Regions from separate parts of the Homo sapiens genome. Here region 1 is linked to region 2. Evidence: chromatin contacts called from ENCODE Hi-C or POLR2A ChIA-PET data. All regions are on one chromosome and are shown on one strand. The core of a region is the stretch at or near the end of the contact, and the rest is flanking DNA. Distances in the headings are between cores, read along the strand shown.

Region 1 (4,073 bases), core at 1,301-3,800, 100 kb after region 2:
GTTCTCTATCTGTGCTGTCCAATAGGGTAGCCACAAGTAGCCATTGAGCACTTAAAACAGGGCACGTGTGACAAGGGAACAGAATTTCTCATTTAGTTTTATTTAAATTAATTTATTTAATTAACTGTTTTAATATTTAATTTATTTAAATTATTTTAGTTTTATTTAAATTTATTTAACTAGCGGCTGCCACATGGGACAGTGCAGCTCTAGAGGGAAAAGCTGACCACATCCTTTGCAGTTTGCAGCCCCTCCTTGGCTCCCCAGAGCCCTCAGGGTCAAGTCCAATGACCTACAAGGCCTGGCATGGTCTGCGTCCCGCCCACTGCCCCAGCTGGCTCTCCACCTGTGACACTGGTTGCTTAGAGTTTGTGGAAGCCAGGGCGCTCACCTCTACCTCCGGGCCTTTGCACCAGTTCTTTTTTTGTTTTTTGAGACTGAGTCTCACTCTGTCTCCCAGGCTAGAGTGCAGTGGCGCGATCTCAGCTCACTGCAACCTCCACCTCCTGGGTTCAAGCAATTCTCATGCCTCAGCCTCACGAGTAGCTGGGATTACAGACACCTGCCACCACGCCTGGCTAATTTTTGTACTTTTAGTAGAGATGGGGTTTCCCCATGTTGGCCAGGCTGGTCTCGAACTCCTGAACCTCAAGTGATCCGCCTGCCTCGGCCTCCCAAAGTGCTGGGATACAGGTGTGAGGTGAGCCACCACACCTGGCCCACCAGTTCTTCTTTTTTTTTTTTTTTTTTTTGAGATGGAGTCTTGCTCTGTCACCAGGCTAGAGTGCAGTGGTGTGATCTCGGCTCACTGCAACCTCTGCCTCCCGGGTCCAAGTGATTCTCCTGCCTCAGCCTCCCAAGTAGCTAGGACTACAGGCTTGCACCACCACGCCCAGCTAATTTTTTTTTTTCCTATTTTTAGTAGAGATGGGTTTCACATTGTGGCCAGGATGGTCTCCATCTCTTGACCTTGTGATCCGCCCACCTCTGCCTCCCAAAGTGCTGGGATTACAGGCATGAGCCACCGCACCTGGCCTCGCCCATCAGTTCTTTAGTCTGGTAGGAACACTCCCACACCCAATTCCCCACACAACCCCCATTTCTTCTCACTCTTTCACGCCCAATCCAGGGGTCCCTGTTGGACTTCTGTGATGGGGGCCCTCCTCCGTTCCATTTGGAAGCTTTGGGTCATGGCATGAGGCTATACCAGTGATGCCCTGTCCACATCAGCTGAGAGGTGTTCCCCAGGGATCGCCGAAGATCCTTCAGGGCAGTGGCCTCAGAGAGCTGATGGGTGGCACCGACAAGAGGTAGGACCCCTGGCCATTCCTGCTGAGAATCCAGCCTGTGTGGCTTTCATGGAGACGATCTGCATTATTAGCAGAAAAAAGCACGGGGCTTTAAAGTCAGACAGGCCTGGAAGGAGGGTGGAGGTTCAAATCCCATTTCTGCAACTTGAACCCACTCACTATAAGCTCAGTTTTTTGTTGTTGTTGTTGTTGTTTTTGAGACAAGAGTCTTGTTCTGTCTCCCAGGCTGGAGTGCAATGGCACGATCTCGGCTCACTGCAACTTCCACCTCCTGGGTTCACGCGATTCTCCTGCCTCAGCCTGCAGAGTAGCTGGAATTACAGGTGCCTTCCACCACGCCTGGCTAATGTTTGTATTTTTAGTAGAGACGGGGTTTTACCATGTTGGCCAGGCTGATCACAAACTCCCAACCTCAAGTGATCCGCCCACCTCGGCCTCCCAAAGTGCTGGGATTACAGGCGTGAGCCATCGTGCCCGGCCTCAGTTTTCATTTCAATAAAATGGAGTAACAGCATTTCCCGGGGAGGATTCTTGTAAGAGTTAGATATTGTAACCCTAGAAGTAGCTCCGTAGCTAGTTTTTTTAGGGAAAGGGAAAAGATTTGTATGGCCCAGATGCTGTCCTTATAATCCCACAGGTGGAGCCCTCCTCCCACAGAAATGAGGTCTTGTCTTCAGTTTTAAGAGTGAAAAACCAAAGTCCAATCTCTTTATCTCTGGTGGCAGAGATAAAGAAACTGAGGGTCAGAGAGGGCCAGGAGTTTGTCAGAAACCACAGGGCAAGTGGACAGCAATACTGAGAATGCAGACCCACGGATGCCCCCCGGGATAACTGTGCCTAGAATCTGTGGGTCCAATGGAGGGAAGAAAGCCCCCGAAAGGCGCTCACCTTTTCGGATGGGGTTTTCTGCCTTCTTCCTGTTGGACCTTGGGACTGGCCGGTCCCCTCTAGGGGAATCGGAGGCAGAGGCGCCTCCCGGAGTCCCCTGCGGGGCGCTCTGGAGCCTGTGCACCTGGAGGCCGGCAGACACTCCGGGCCTGCAGCGGGGACCCTCGGAGCTGGAGAGCTCCAGGAGGTGCAGGCAGCGCGCCACCTCCTCCAGACGGTACACGACGGGGCGTCGCGCCTCCAGGGCTAGGCCGGGCGGATGGAGGGGGTCCCCGGAGCCCGGGGGAAGTGGCGCAGTGGGCGTCTGCATCGGCCCGAAGGCACTTGCGCAGAGGTCCGGCAGGCAGCAGAGCACCTTGTGGGCGTGGTCGCTGGAGGCAGCGCCTGGCACCCCCATCTGGCACAGAGCGTCCCTGCCCTGCCCCCTGGGGCTGCGGAGGCCACCTCCACGCCCATTTGCCATCCCTGAGCCGCTTCTGCGACCTGTGGGGGTGGGGCGAGGGTGACTGGGCTTTCTCTTCCCCTTTCTTTGGAAGTTTCTATGACATCCCAAGCCCAAGAGCTGCTGGCATTGTGTCCTCCTCTCACCTGTCATCTGGGGGTCGGGGAGACAGACTGAACTCACCAAACCACAGAGCTCGCTGTGCACCCCTGAATGGGACACTATCTCTTCCTTCATTCAACAGACAGATCTGGGGCTGGGGTCAAGAGCCTCCCTCTTCCCATTGTGTGCTTAGGCAACTCTCTGAACCTCAGTTTTCTCATCTGTAAAATGGGAATGCTAAGAATAATACCATTTTAATAGTGTTTTCAGGATTAATAAGAAAACAACCAAAGTGTTTGGCATCCCGGAGGCCTGCAGCAAAGGGGCTGTTTCTGGTTTTGTTTTGTTTTGTTTTGAAACAGGGTCTCACTCTGTCACCCAGGTTGGAGTGCAGTGGAGCTGTGCAGCGGCGTGATCTCGGCTCACTGCAGTCTCTGCCTCCCAAGTTCAAGTGATTCTCCTGCCTCAGCTTCCTGAGTAGCTGGAATTATAGGTGTGCTGCATGCCCGGACATTTTTTGGATTTCTAGTAGAGAGGGGGTTTCACCATGTTGGCCAGGCTGGTCTCAAACTCCTGACCTCAAGTGATCCGCCTGCCTCGGCCTCCCAAAGTGCTGGGATTACAGGCGTGAGCCACAGCCCCCAGCTGGGGCTGTTTTTGTTGAACCCTTCCTCCACCCCTACCTTCCTGCCCCCTCAGCCCAAGGGAACCCCCTGCCTGGTCCACCCAGGAGCCCATCCCTGCTGAGCTTTGGGTTGAGCAGGGAGAATGGCTAAGGCCGAAGCTGGAACCAGCAAGAGACAGGCTCTGTGACCTTGGACAAGTAACTGCCTCTCTCTGGGCCTCAGTTTCCCCATCTGTAGAAGACAGGTGCTATACTGCAACAAGTCAGAGGGGCAGCAATGACCGGTACATTTATGGAGCACTTACTGTATGCTTCATGCTTCACCTGCTTCCTAACAACCTTATGAGGCCACCAGCCCCACGGTACAGGAAGCAAGGCTCAAAGAGGTGGAGCGAGGCGTCTACGGTCATACAGCTATAAGTAGGGTTGGTAGACTTGAACCCCAGCTCTCCTTTCTGAGTAGCATGTTCCCCTGGGGGCCTTGGGCTAACTTTGGAGGGGCTTCCACCTCCCCAGCCCTCCCTTCCTTCCAACCTCCATCGGGAGGCGCTCCCCTGGAGGAGCAGCTGCCGCTGGCCCCCACCAGGCTGGGCACAGAAGGCCAGGGCTGGGCATGTTCCCCTGGGGGCCTTGGGCTAACTTTGGAGGGGCTTCCACCTCCCCAGCCCTCCCTTCCTTCCAGCCTCCATCAGGAGGCGCTCCCCTG
Region 2 (4,076 bases), core at 662-3,161:
GGGATTTTATTCTAAATTCCTTGTTAAGTTCAAAACTCTCCAGTTAGAAGCATGCAAAAAATTGAAAGAAAACTACAAAATGATTGAAACACTCAAGAAAAGGAATGGGAATGAAGACACTTAGCTAAGTCTGTGGTTCTTGATGGGATGACATAGTTTTTAAAACATATTTTCTATAATTTTACACTTGGAAAACAAAAATACACTTAATATTTTTATAACATGTATTATAGAAAATATTACAAAAGAAAAAAATGAATTAGACCTCATCAAAATTAAAAGCTTTTGTGCTTCAAAGGACACTATGAAGAAAGTGAAAAAACAACCTGCAGAATGGGAGAAAATAACTTACAAATCATACATTTGATAAGAGACCCATAGCCTGAATATAGAAAGAACTCTTAGAATTCAACCAAAGGACAAATAACCCAATTGAAAAATAGGCCAGTCATCTAAATAGACATTTCAAGGAAGACATATAAATGGCGAAAAAGCACATGAAAAGATGTTTGGCATTATTAGTAATTACAGAAATGCAAATCAAAACCACAAGCTCTCTCTTCATGCCCATTAGGATGGCTAGAATCAAAAAGACAGATAACAAGTGTTCACAAGCATGTGAAAAAATCAGAGCCTGCACACATGGCTGGTGAAAATGTAAAATGGTATAGCCACCATTTGGTGGCAGACCTTGGAAAACAGCCTGGCAGTTCCTTAAATGATTAAACAGAGTTATCATATGATCCGGTAATTCCACTCCTAGGGATATACCCAAGAGGATGGAAACTATGTGTCTATGCAAAAACTTGTACAAGAATGTTCATAGAAGCATTATTTGTAATAGCCCAAAGGTGGAAACAACCCAAATATCCATCTATCGATAAATGGCTGAACAAAATGCGACATATTCATACACTGGAATATTATTTGGCCATAAAAAAGAATGAAGTACTGATACATGCTACAACATGAGCAAACTCTAAAAACATTATGCAAAGTGAAAGAAGCCAGACATAGAAGACCGCATATTGCAGGATTCCATGTATGTGAAATGTCCAGAATAGGCAAATCCGTAAAGACAGAAAGTAGAATAGTGGTTGCTTAGTGTTGGGGAGAGTGGAGGGAGGCAGGTGGAGGGGTGATAGCTAAAGGATTTGGGTTTCTATATGAGGTGATGAAAATTTTCTATAATTGTCTGTGGTGATGGTTGTGAATATTCTAAAACTCAGTGAATTGTACATTTTAAATGAGTGAATTCTATGTGAATTATATCTCAATAAAACTTGTTATTTAAGAAAATCCTCTTGACTAGTGAAGACATGCAGAAGACTCACCACATCTTAATTGGGGACATGCCTGGGCACAGGGGGAGAAAGGGACAGGGAAAGTATGAGTGGAAGGAATGAAAGACTTTATGTTTAACAATGAACAACAAAGGTTTCAAAAGGTTAAGAAACAAACAACCTCTAAGAAAAGGGCTGAGTTACAGGTAAGCTGAGTAGCATCAAGAACCCTACCGAAGACCAGATATTAAATAATATTTAAGTTTATGAAAAAGCTAAAGTTTAAAATCATTATCTTCTACATGAAGATTAAAACAAGTAAATTTACCATCAGAAAATGATTTTGAGGAACTAGCTCATGAAAAATTTAAGAACTTGTCAATGAAAAATCATGTTCAACACTAGAACACGTGAGAAAAAGAATTTTCCTTTGTGGGAACTTTAAAGAAGGAGACAAACAATTGTCTGTTTTCAATTGCTTAGTGGAAGGCAGAGATCTAGACTGGATGAGTGTTTAGGGTTCAGCTCAGTTCTACTGTCCTGCAAAAAATGAGAACAAAAAGTTTGCCATTCTGAAGAGTGGGAAAAAGTCATGAGTTGAGTGATTTGTTCATTTTTACAGCTAAATTCTGCCCAGGCTAAATATAACCCCTTATGCAAATCATAACAAAAATAAACCTGCATTTTGAGGGCCCAAGCTTAGAACATCACCTAATTTCCCCAGAGCCAAATTTTAAGCAAGGCAGGTGTGAACAAGCATAGAAGGAAAAGGAAGACCTACCCTGCCCTCTCCCTCCCTCTGCGGAAGAGACCTTGACCCAGGCCTCTTTCCCCTGCGGAGAACATGGGCATCTGCTCTCCTCCATTACTGCATGTTAGCTTTCATCCTGACATGCACTATTTTTATTCAAGAATTTATGATTAGTGAAACAACTCCACATTGAACTTGACTATCTGAATATAAAGCAGGACTGACATTTTGAACAGAACAAACAGAAAACAGTGACTACTAATTTGATCAAAGCATGAAGTCGACAGAAAAACAATTATGAAATGGGACTTCAGTGACTCAACAGGAAAAGCATTTTGCAAGATGCACTGTGACCCCACTTAGAACTGACAGAGTGGTAATACCACCTTCAATCTCCAGATGGCACCCCAACCATGGCCTGCTGGGTTTCCTTGCAAGGACTGAAAACGCCTCTGTGTCTCACTCTGAGCACAGCTAGTGCATTTTCCAAATCACTAATGAGACGTGGAGTGATGGGAGACTTTGTTTATAATCAGCATTTCCAACCTTAAAATATGAGGGCAGAAGCAGAGCTCATAATGGGGACTTAACCTTTTCCTTTCTCTAGCTTCTCCCCATCATCTTTTCCTGGATTAAAAGAAAATTTTAATGATGAAGCAACATTTATTAATTTTTAAAATAAGGAAACTCTGTGTGTTCCTTCTTTACCTCACCTCCAGCTGGTTTAACGGTTCCCTCAGCTGGGTTTATTCACATAAGACAAGCACCTAAGCCATTTTACTACCTTGGTTAACTCTTTCTTGTAACACATTTATTGAGTTACAATAAATTGTATTGTAACCCATCTAGTACTGGGTAACTAAATACAGGCCCTGCTCTTGAGAAGTTGATGGTCTAACAGAAAGCAGAGACTTCTATCAGACTGAAAATCAAAGACAACAAATCCAAGTGGTGTGATACAGACAGTTAGAGAGTGAGCACCAGAGTCAGGCAGAGTCTGGTTCAAATCCTGCCTGGGCCACTACCTGTGATGATCCTGGCAAACATCACTGCATAGAGAAAACATTAGTACCTATGCCTGCGAGGTGTGCTAAGAGAATTAAGGAATTAATTAACCCTCAGCACAGAGCCAGACACACACATAGTGCCTCCAGAATGCAGAGACAGTACACAGCAGGGCTGAGATTATGGGCTCTGGCCAGACTGATGTGACTGAATTCCTGATTCAGTCACATAGTGGTGTGACCTTGAGGACATTCACCTAACCTTTCCAGGACTTAATATTGAACCTGCCTTCTGTGAGGCGGTTTGAAGACTAACATGGTAACATGAAACTGACACATTTAGAAGAATGCCTGGCATAAGGCAGACACTGAGTGTTAGTTGGTATTATTGCACAGTGCAACCAATGCTATGCTGGCATAAGCCGACCGCACTACTACGAAATTAGCTTCCTGCTAACCAAGCTTGGTCCACCCAGGAGGGCTCCCTGAGGAGGTGACCTCTAAGGATGAACAAGACTTAGGTGAAAGTAGAGCAGAATATGAGGAGAAATTGAATATCCAGTCTCAAAATAAAACACGCAGATGTGTAGAGCAATTTTCTAAAAAGTGCATGCAGCATTTAAACAATGCCATAAAGAAGCTGGCTCAGGAGCTGCTAGGGAAAAAGCACCAGAGTGAAAAAGCTAATACTATAAGCACAAGGACTGCAATGCGAGAAGAAAGTGAGTGAAAAAGTCTCTGAAATGAAATAAGAAGACAACAGAATTCTTGTGTCCACTGGTAAAGAGGGGGTGGTGTTCTCTACGGTGGACTGTGGAAAGAGCTTGGGGGTTGGGGGCGGTCTGTAGGTCTTTCCACACTCAGCATACACATGCTCTGGCTGGCACCCAAAGGCCATGCTCACAGGCCTGTCATTATGTGGCTCTCTGCCCTCTTCAGGGTTGTCTGCTACTCTGGGTGATGGCCTGCTCGGTTTGGACTGATGTTCCTGCAGCTCAGGGACAACAACAAACAGAAGCACCACTTGGTACATGTTTG

The links. A loop is a pair of places that touch in the nucleus more often than their neighbours do. ChIA-PET counts read pairs that join two places held with the same protein, here RNA polymerase II (POLR2A). Pooled maps may share reads with other maps.
Region 1: a loop to region 2 is called in a map of Caco-2, with 10 times the contacts of the local background. The contact joins two enhancer-like sites. A Hi-C loop is called at or near these places in 3 of 168 maps with a recorded cell type or tissue (Caco-2, HCT116 and mammary epithelial cell), 10 of 37 single-sample maps with no recorded cell type and 14 of 50 pooled maps. POLR2A ChIA-PET finds 5 or more read pairs at or near these places in 10 of 52 experiments (BJ, IMR-90, OCI-LY7 and 5 more).

Annotation. Positions count from the first base shown.
Region 1 is chr12:108,766,366-108,770,438 of GRCh38, forward strand. No RefSeq gene overlaps it. Among named protein-coding and RNA genes, the nearest start is that of CORO1C, 37 kb to the left of the region's middle. RefSeq lists a silencer at 2,385-2,454 and an enhancer at 4,012-4,073. Within about 2 kb of position 2,551, at least 3 of the 41 ENCODE cell types and tissues checked have a DNase peak (open chromatin) inside an H3K27ac peak, as active enhancers do.
Region 2 is chr12:108,662,565-108,666,640 of GRCh38, forward strand. The region is part of intron 3 of CORO1C (coronin 1C); the gene reads right to left. Among named protein-coding and RNA genes, the nearest start is that of MIR4496, 29 kb to the left of the region's middle. RefSeq lists an enhancer at 2,139-2,208. Within about 2 kb of position 1,912, at least 24 of the 41 ENCODE cell types and tissues checked have a DNase peak (open chromatin) inside an H3K27ac peak, as active enhancers do.